2 separate regions of the Homo sapiens genome follow, and region 2 is linked to region 1. A link is an interaction called in ENCODE POLR2A ChIA-PET data of the cell type or tissue named here. Cell type or tissue: K562. All regions are shown on one strand.

Evidence for each region. ChIA-PET counts read pairs that join two places held together with the same protein. Peaks named below come from ENCODE experiments on the same cell type or tissue, not always from the same donor. Only the 100,000 strongest peaks of a DNase experiment are listed, where the experiment ranks them.
Region 2: POLR2A ChIA-PET joins it to region 1 with 6 read pairs; 1 of 35 experiments calls an interaction of 5 or more read pairs at or near these places.

What each region holds. Positions count from the first base shown.
Region 1 is chr10:43,067,724-43,072,723 of GRCh38, reverse strand. No RefSeq gene overlaps it. Among named protein-coding and RNA genes, the nearest start is that of RET, 6.8 kb to the left of the region's middle. In K562, a CTCF peak has its summit at 1,870; a DNase peak (open chromatin) is centred at 1,878; H3K27me3 peaks cover 3,239 bases.
Region 2 is chr10:43,375,591-43,380,590 of GRCh38, reverse strand. It overlaps FXYD4 (FXYD domain containing ion transport regulator 4), which reads right to left. Exons shown (of 9, transcript NM_173160.3): 7 at 4,857-4,896; 8 at 4,522-4,559; 9 at 4,256-4,444. The coding sequence ends at 4,425. Among named protein-coding and RNA genes, the nearest start is that of FXYD4, 6.5 kb to the right of the region's middle. In K562, CTCF peaks have their summits at 3,079 and 3,523 (motif pointing left); a DNase peak (open chromatin) is centred at 3,040.

The DNA of each region.
Region 1 (5,000 bases):
CTGGGGCAGTAGCATGGTGGGAAGGCTGCAGGGGGCTCTGAGTGTGTCTGCGCTCTGTCTCTTGTCCCCATGTCCTTGGCGGGTTACCCAGAGTCTCCGTGCCTCAGTGGGAAGGCAGAGCTCCTTCTCCCCAAGTTCCCCGGGGATGCAGACAGTCAGTCTGCACAGAGTCCTTAGCCCAGGGACGCTGGCCATCAGCACGAGCTGCCGCTGTCATCAGCCTCTGTCCTGTCAGCTGTAGGAGCTGAGGCCATGAGGCCCAAGCAGTCACTGGATGGTGCTAGGGTGGCATAGAAAGCCAGGGGGCCCTGGACCCAAACAGTCCGGGCTTCCCACCTGCACAGGTGACAGCACGCACCTGTGTGCTGTGTGGGGCTGGTGGTCAACGAGACTGGCTTGCTAGAGCACACACCTGTCTTCTGCATCCTGGCTTGGCCACAGGCTTTGAGCCCTCCCCATGCAACCAGAAGCCTTCTCAGTGCTGGAGGGACCTGGGTCCCCAGAGTCCTATTTGCCGCAGAGGACCACTTATCTGACCTTGAATTACACATTCGGGAGTGGTGGGTTGATTAATGTCTGCGGCCACCCAGGCTCCTGGGGGATTGGCTCACATAAGGCAGCCCCAGCCCGAGGGGCTCAGAGGCCGGCTGGTCTGTGGACAGGACCTCAGGCCTGCCGGTGCCTTGCTTGGTGCATCCTCTGGAGAAGGCATCCTGGCTCCAAGCAACGTGGAGAGTGGAAGCTCGAGTCAGCTGTCCAGCAGATACAGGCTGAATGCTTTTTAGACAAAACATCTCCCAAGGCAGTTTCATAATCTGCCTTGTAATGCAGATTTAGACAACTTTTTACGAATGCGCTTTTTAAAATAGGCCTTAATGGATCTTTGCAGTAGTTACAGTCCATTGTGTAAATGCAAGCAGAAGGCTTTTTGAAAACATGTATTATTGATCAGAAAGGCAGCAGCAATTAGAAGCCAGTGTGTCGTATTGTTCAATACACACTTCCTATACAGCCCTGCCGTGCCCACTCATAACTTTCTGACAAATTATCTCGTCACTAGGAAGCCCTTTCTTTTCCTTTTTGCTTCTGTGAGTGAAAGAGCGCCCCCCGATTCGTTATTAGCTGGAGGTAAGGTCAATGAAAAATTAAGCTCACCATTGCCATTGCAAAACCTATTTACAACTTCTCCTTGGGCTTCTCAACTACAACCAGGTCTGAGCTGGAGGGGCTACAGAAGGGCCACAGAGGAGCCACTTCGAAGGAGGAACCCTGGCATCCAAGGCCACCATGAGCTGCCATTCAGCGGGGTTCCAGGGAGGAAGTGTGCCCCCGCCTGCTCCCAGTGTTCTCAGCATTTCTCCTCTTCAGTCGCCAAACCCAAAATGACCACTGAGGATTTGTTTTTTGCTCCAACACTGGTAGGAGAATCTCTCTTTCCCCCAGTCTGCACAATTGCCCTTCGTCCTTCTTGAAAAGCCCACTTATTTATTTGACAGATATCTCCTGGGCCCTTGCTATATTCCAGGCACCATTTTTGGAAACAGAGACGTTGCAGTGGAGAAAACCAAGTCCCTCCATTCCCCGTACATCTAGGGGACAGTCTCCCAAACTCAAGGCATGTGTGCAGGGGTCCAAGGCAGAAGAGATGTAGGTGATGGTTGTCAGGCCTGGGCGGCCCCGGGAGCTGACCTTGGGCAAAGAAGATGGTGCTGGGGGACAGTGCTGCCCTGGAGACACCGGGAGGTGGTGGGAGGCCAGCCAACCTTGGCTTCCCCGCAGTGCCCCAGCAGGAACAGGCAGGCATTCACCCTTCCCGGAGAGCATCCTCTCAGCAGCCTCTGGCTGGCCTCCCTGGAAGTTGCAGTGCGCCCTCCGTCCTCTGAGAGGTGTCCTGCCCGCAGGACCTTCAGAGGCTCACTTTGGCCCAGGAGGTCTTTTGGAGCCAAAAAACCCTGTGGTGCTTTGGGATGCTGACAAACAGGAAGCCAGTGACTGAATGCCCCAGTGGTGTCTGCAGGCTGCCATGGGCCCAGGATGGAGGTGGCTGTGGCTCTGGCAAGGTGTGTATCTGCCAGGGCCCTCCAGGCCTGTGGGTGCACAGGGGAGCCTGCCTTGCTCCACACTCGGGAGCTGCTGTGAGCTGCAGGGACAGGAGGGAACTGTAAGCTGCCTGCCGGCCACCTTCCTTTCCTCCCTCCTGCTTGCCCTTGGGTGTGGGGTGCAGGGTGCAGGTCGTGCGTGGTTTCCAGCCCCTGTGTCTACAGAGGGTCCAGGCACTTGGTACTTGCTCAGGTACTGCACTGGGCCCAGGCACTTGGTACCCCTTCCGGCTCTCCCGCAGGCCTTTGTTGCTTTGGAAGCCCTGGGGCTGGTTGCAGGCAGAGCCCTCAGGACTTCCCCTCCAGCCCCTGCACTACCCTGTGCTGCTACCTGAGCTGAGGCCTGCCCAGGGCTTCCCGCCATGCCTGGACCCCTCATACAAACCAGAGAGGCCCCTCCCTGCTTGCTCTGTCTGTCCAGGGGAAGGTTCTGCGACGATGACCATGTTGAACTTTGTGCTGCCTGAGCACTTAAAATGTGGCTAGTGTGACTGAGGAACTGAATGTTTAATTTTATTGAATTTAAGATAATGTAAAATTAAATATTCACATGTGGCCAGGATACTTATTGAGCAATGCAGCTCTAAAAAACATCTCCGTAGCCTCTCCTTGGGGGTGCCTGGGGAAGATGGGCTCCTGCCACCCACCTCCCTGCTGGAAGGAGAGCAGAGAAGCAGCCGGTTGAATTGTTCCAGGGAACTCTGCTCTTGCAGCATTCCCTCTGGGCCCTGGCTTCCAGGCAGCTTGAAAATGCACAGCCCTGAGGAGACGGGCGGCACTGCAGGGGTACACCCTGGGCACCCCCTATCTGGAGAGTCTTCTGCTTCCCTCCAGGCCCAGCCCCAGGACTTCCTTCCTACAGCAGGCATGGCTAGGAGCACAGACACAGCTCAGCCTTGGCAGAGCCCTGCCCTCAGGGGCCTCTTTGGAAAGGGGCTGATGAGCTACTGCGTATTAAGAGGCTGATGAAGAGCTGTCAGGGGACTCTGTATGCAGCCAGAGGCCCAGGCCTGATCACTAATGCTGGGACCTCAGCATCCAGCCCTCTCTCCTCTGCCCCAGACTCCCCATCCCTCAGACTCCCAGGTGTTCCCTGTCCTGGACCCCCACCTGCCTGGGAGGATCTTCCTGGCTCCTCCCAGCCCCTCTGTTGTCCAACTCCTACTCATCACTCAGAAGTCACCTCTTCCCACCCTGCTTAGATGCTTGGCACTGGCGCTGCATGGAGCCTAGCGCCCTAGCTGTGCTGCATTTCCCTGTGGCCTGAGGAAGGCCTTGCAATGTCTGTGGCCCCAGACTCCCTGCATCACTCTTCATTGTTGTCTGTTCCTGGTCTGTCTCATGTTCCCCGTCTGCCTGCGTGGGTTCAGGTGCGTTGACTGCTGAACTCCCAGCATCTAGGGCAGCTGGGGACCTGGTGAGGATTCCTAGCTGCTGTTCAAATGTCTGCCAGGAGAATGCCCTCTGGGCAGGGAGGACAGCCAGGAGTGTGCTCAGCCAGCAGGTGGGGAGTGCAGGGGTCTGCTGGGAGCATCTGTCCGCTGCCCCACTCTCTGCAGCCCCTTGATGCACGCTCACCTGCTCCTCCAAGCCCCTTCTTCCTGGCCGGCCTGGCTCTGAGCGGATGGAAGCCATCTATAAACATCAGGGGAAGGAGCGACGCAACCAGGGGCTTGAGCTGAAAACAACTCGCAGGGAGAGAACAAGGCGCCCAAATAAATCACCCGGGGCCCGACATTTGGAGCGTTTGCGTTGGAGACCAAACACAGATGCCCTTTAGATAAATACATTTTTGAGAAGCGTTCTGCAGGAGAACTTTATGACTTTAATAGATTTTTGGTGTCAGACAAGCATCAGGAAGTGTTTTGTGGAGAGAGTTTCTCTAAAAAGCACAGAAACATTCTTCTCCCTCTGGCCCTTTAAGCATAAGGGTACGATAATCCCAGCAAGGGGAGGGGCTTCCTTTTCCAGGTTCCCTTGGGATTTGCCCAGGGCTGGGAGTGCTCAGCTGAGAATGTTCTGGAAGGTTTGGAAGACCTCAGTGCTCCAGGCCAGCAGGGGGTGGGGGATCAGGGGTGGGGGTCTCTCTGGAACCTGATTTAGAAGCTTAGAAGCATCTTACTTACCCAGAGCAACTCCCCTTCCCTCCTAGCTGTGCCCCGCCCTGACCCCCAGAGGAGCCTGGGCCTGCGGTCCTAGGGGATAAGAAGGGCTCTGCATGGAGGACATTGGTCCTGCTGAGGCTTCCAGAGGTTGGCAATTTTCTGTAGATTGGATACTTTACAAAGTTCCCCAGGATGAAACCCAGGAGTGCGGAGCTGAGCTCACAGTGGGCCCTGAGCCAGAGAGAGGAGACGCTAGGAGAAGGTCAGATGCAATCATGTCTGGAAGCTTCTCCTTCCGGCTTAGAGATGGGCCCCCACCCTCCTGCCCACCCATCCGTCCTGGGCCCTGCCCAGGGTCCTGCAGCCGCCCTTTGCCCAGTTTAGGCCTGGATACCAAGCAGCCGCTGGTGGGGCTGGCTCCATCCTGCCTGAGTTGCTCTAGTCTCAGCCCAAGATGGGGCTGAGCTGTGAAGGTGTGGGTGCCCTCCTGGAATTGCAGCCCCAGTTGCAACTCATCTTCGAGTGAGGCTGGCATCTAAGCACTACACACCAGATCGTCCGTGCTGTGGCTTGGGGCCAGTTTGGGTGGGTGGTTCTAGGGCCAGGCTGAGCTGATTGCTCGCTTGTTTTCCAGGCCCGGCGGGACGGGTGTCTGCACTGTTTTCCAGGACCCCTCCTGAGGGCTGCAAAAAGCTTCCAGGCCTCCATGTTGATGGCAGAGCAGGCAAGGCAGCTCACCCTTCACCCTGCTGACTTCTGTGCACATTTGGGGCCACGTTTTCAACAGCTCCGGCAC
Region 2 (5,000 bases), 310 kb before region 1:
ATTTTGGGAGGCTGAGGTGGGAGGATTGCTTGAACGCAGGAGTTCCAGACCAGCCTAGGCAACACAGTGAGAGCCCATCTCTACATAAAAAAAATTAGCTGGGCCAGGTGCAGTGGCTCTTGCCTGTAATCCCAGCACTTTGGGAGGCTGAGGTGGGTGGATCACCTGAGGCTGGGAGTTCGAGACCAGCCTGACCAACATGGAAAAACCCCGTCTCTACTAAAAAAAAAAAACAAAATTAGCCAGGCATGGTGGCACATGCCTGTAATCCCAGCTAATCAGGAGGCTGAGGTAGGAGAATCACTTGAACCCAGGGGGCAGAGGTTGTGGTGAGCCGAGATCATGCCATTGCACTCCAGCCTGGGCAACAAGAGCGAAACTCCATCTCAAAAGAAAAAATTTGCTGGGCATAGTGACACGCGCCTGTGGTCCTACCTAATCTGGAGGCTGAAGTGGGAAGATTGCTTTAGCCTGGGAGGTTGAGGCTGCCATGAGCTGTAATCATGCTACTGCACTCCAGCCTGGGTGAGAGAGTGAGACCCAGTTTTAAGAAAAAAAAGAAGAAAATAAAAAAAATACAGAAATTAAAAAAAGAGAGCTGGGTGCCATGGCTCACGCCTGTATTCCTAGCACTTTGGGAGGCTTAAGCTCAGGAGTTTGAGACTAGCCTGGGCAACATGACGAGACTTCATCTCTACAAAAAATATAGCCGGGTGTGGTGGCATGTGCCTGTAGTTCCAGCTACTTGGGAGGCTGAAGCAGAGGTTGCAGTGAGATGAGATTGCATCACTGCACCCCAGCCTGGGCGACAGAGCCAGACTTTGTCTCAAAAAAAAAAAAAAAAAAAAGTATTATTTTAAATCAGAATAATAAGTCCTTTCTCTAGTCCTCACCTTTGGGTTCTGAAACAATACCTTTTTTTTTTTTTTTTTGAGACCGAGTCTCACTCTGTTGCCAGGCTGGAGTGCAATGGCACGATCTCAGCTCATTGCAACCTCCGCCTCCCGGATTCAAGCAATTCTCCTGCCTCAGCCTCCTGAGTAGCTGGGATTACAGACATGTGCCACCACGCCCAGCTAATTTTCTATTTTTACTAGACACGGGGTTTCACCATGTTGGTCAGGCTGGTCCCGACCTCAGGTGATCTGCCCGCCTCAGCCTCCCAAAGTGCTTGGATTACAGGCTTGAGCCACTGTGCCTGGCAATAGCCTGAGTTCTGATTCCAAACTCACAAGGCCAACTCCCAGGTACAAGAGGGAAAAGATGATCTGAAAGACTAGAGAACAATTTTTTTTTTTTTGCAAACTTTTAAACTTGATTATTTTGGGGTGCTAGGTTAGAAGTTGGTTTACTTTGTGAGTAAATGTCTCTGTGATGTTTGTTTTCTTTCTTTCTTTTTTTTTTTTTTTGGAGACAGAGTCTCGGTCTGTCACCCAGGCTGGAGTGCAGTGGTGCGATCTCGGCTCACTGCAACCTCCACATCCTGGGTTCAAGTGATCCTCCCACCTTAGCCTCCTGAGTAGCTAGGATTACAGGCATGAGCCACTGCACCCGGCCAATTTTTGTATTTTTAGTAGTGACAGGGTTTCACCATGTTGGCCAGGCTGCTCCTGAACTCTGGACCTCAAAATGATCCTCCCACCTCGGCCTCCCAAAGTGCTGGGATTACAGGCGTGAGCCACTGAACCCAGCCCTGAAAAATAAAAGATTTTTAAAATAAAAAAGTGAGGAAGGATGTATAGTCACCCAGCAGCACAGTCCCTGGGCTCTGTCTTTGACAATGATAAACATCGGGAAGGCAACAGGCCCCAGTCCTTTGGAAACAGGGCTCAGGAGCAGGACACCAGGGTTGGAGGCTGGCTGTGGAATTCGTTAGCCCATGAGAACCTCTGGGTGCCTCCTCTCCTCTAACCTAACCCTAACCCTAATGTCATCCGCATCACATAGGTTGCTAGGAAAATTTGACATGTGTGAAGTGTTTACAGTGGTGTCTGTCACTCAGTAAATCCCCAATTGAGTGGAAATGACACTTTGCTTTCTCTGGTCCCCCCTACCTCTCCCCACAGCCCCTCAACTAGGAGAGGATGACAAGGGGAAATCACCCACCAGCTCTGAAACAGGCCCCAGGAAGGGGTCTCTGACGCACAGCCAGTAATCCCACAAAGGGAAGCCTGGAGAGCCTCTGTCATGCCCTAGTCAGCCCATTCCTCACTCCCAGAAGGGAGAGAGGAGAGCTCGTTTCCCCTGGGAACCAGGGTCCCAACTCCAGGGCCTGGCCTTGTCCATCTGGGGCTAACACTGACTCCATCCTCCACTGTCATCCAGACCTGGCCTCCCATCAGTTTCTGACTCCTCCCACCATGATTTTCCCAGGTTCCATGAGCGAGAGCCGTCACCCTCCACATCAGAGAGATAAGCCTGTCACTGGACAGTCACACCTAGGGACTCGTGTGGTGGGGCCTCCTACATAAGTGGTCACTTATAGGACTTGGGGGAACTGTGACACCTGTCCAGGAGAAGTTTAAATGAAGCAGCATGAGAGCTTGAAAGAAGAGCGGCAGGTCTCCACCACGACGTGGCCCCAGGATACATGTGAAGGTGGAGGTGGGTGGCTGTCACGTCCAGAAACCTCTGCTCCCCAGTGGGGCACTGGGGTTGGAAGTTGAGGCTGCATCTCTTGTCAGGGTCATGGGGCCACCATGCAAGGACAGGGTTTGCTAGGATTTCAAACAGCAGAGCTCCTGATAGTCGTGACTGCGTGGCCCTGGGTTCCTCAGTCAGAAAGCATGCACTGCTTCCGGTCACCTTTGTGTGGCTTCCCCTGGGTCTGCCACTCCAGACTTGGCTTTCTTACCGCACTTTTCATGTTCTCAAAAGCAGTCTCTCACACCAGCGTCTTCCCGTGCCAACGAGGAGAGAGCTCTGCACTGCACCCCCTGGATGAGGAGGCGTGCTCAGGAGCCCCCTTCTACCAGCCCTGCTGGGTGGCTCCCACCCCTGCCTCTGCGTCCTGCAGGGCTGGGCCTTGCCTCCTCAGTGATCCTATCGCCTGCATTCCAGTCGTGCTGCTAATTCCCTCCACCAGGGTGGTTTGCGCACAGGCCCCTCCCTAGGTCCACCTGTGCAGACTCAGCGCTGCCTCTGGGCTGGCCATACCACCTGGGGCTGCTGGTACAGGACAGCTTCCCCAAAGCACTGGGGCTTGCCAGGCCTTCTGTGACCCACCCAAGATTCCCTGATAGTGGCTGGACTCAGCCAGGTATCTTTAGTCCCACTCAGCCCCACCTTGGAACCTTGCTCTCAGTCCCTACGTGTCCTGTTTCAAAGGCCCTGGAAGACATGTGGACCTCATTTTTACACCTCTGGGGCCCTGCACAAGTCTCTGACCCCACCCACAAGGCAGGTGACCCTAAGTCTAGGATACATCATACTTCTCAAGGATGTGGCCCACCCTGAGACATGGAGGAAGGGTGCATCATTGGAGACAGCTGCCCAGCCCAAGCCCTGGCCTCAGATTGGGAGCTGCCACCTGGCGGGGACTCCATTGTTCTCTGGCCTTTGCTGGAGGCAGAGGCTAGAAGTGGTCTCAGTTCCTTCTCCTGGGCTGTCAAGGGGCAGGACTGCAGGATGGGCACCAGGCAGAAGTGGCACTTCACACCCCTGCCTGGGGTGCCACAGGGACATTGCCAGGGAAGTCTTCCTGGAGGGGAGTTCAGGCATGCCAAAGAACTTGGATTTGCACACATGGTGTTTGTCTCCCACATGCACTATGCAGGGCTTCTCGAGACATACTTCTTCATGGAATTTCACAGGATATTTCCTGGGAGGAGGGGGGCCCATGGGGTGAGCTGAGGATTTTACTGGGATGGGTCAAAGGAATTGCTACATTTTCTACCATAGAGAGCATTCACTGGGTGAGGTCTCAATGGGGGGTCTCAATTGAGGTCTCAATGGGGGGGTGAGCCCTGGGGGTCGCTCTAGATTAAAGGAAGTCATGGGTACCTGAGGCATCAGGACTTCTAGGGCCCCCGTGCAAGTGGTGGAAATGGAAAGGTCTTCTGTTATAACACTGTGGTATCTCACAGTGCATGGGTCTCTCTGTGGGGCTTGCTGGAGTGGGAGCCATAGGAGACAGTTGGGCGGCAGGGACTCAGGGACTGGGAAGCTTGCTGGGAGTGGGCATCCAGGGAAAGTCAGCAATCCAAGGGATTACCCACCCCCAGACCCAAAGACGATGGATCACAAGACTACCGAGGAGGGGGTGGTGGGGCGAGTTTAATTCATAAAGAAGCCTCCTGATCAGAAAGGGGCCTAACAGCCTGCCCTTGGAGAGAAGTCCTTCCTTGAGGATAAGGCCTCCCAGGGGAGGAGGTGCTGGGGGCCAGTGTTAGGCTTCAGGCCATCCCTGGAGGCCAGTCCTGTGCTCAGCAAGTAGTGGCAGAGCCTGCGGAGAGTGGCGGGCAGGCCATCAGACACAGTCCTTACACAGACACCCCCTCAGCCCACAGAAGCCCGTCTCACCTGGAGTGATGAGTGGGATGGCCTTCTCAGGTACAGGACTAGAGAAAGGACCACATCAGAGTAGTATCAGGTTAGCCTGGAGGACCTTCTCCCCTATATCCCAGACTCTTGCTGCCCGGCCCCAGGAGTGCAAGTCCTTGCTCTCCTTCCATGGTCACTTCCCACAATACCGAGGTCAGAGCTTTCCTGACTGGGGCCCTTCAGGGTTGACTATCTGAATAACAAAGCCAGCTGCAAGCCCAGCGAGTGGCCAGGATGCTGTCCACTCTCCAGGTCAGGACTGTCCCCCCGTAGTTCTGCCCCGAAGGAGGAGGGCACCATAGGGTCAGGCTCACCTGTGCTGCTTCTGGCTGCTCTTGCATTTGCATTTGCCACCTGGGAGAGAGAGAGGGGTCAGCGCCAGGGTCAGTGCTGGAATGAGAGCACTCTCTCTTTCTGCCCCACCCTGTCCGCCAGCCCCACCCTGTCCTCCAGCCCCA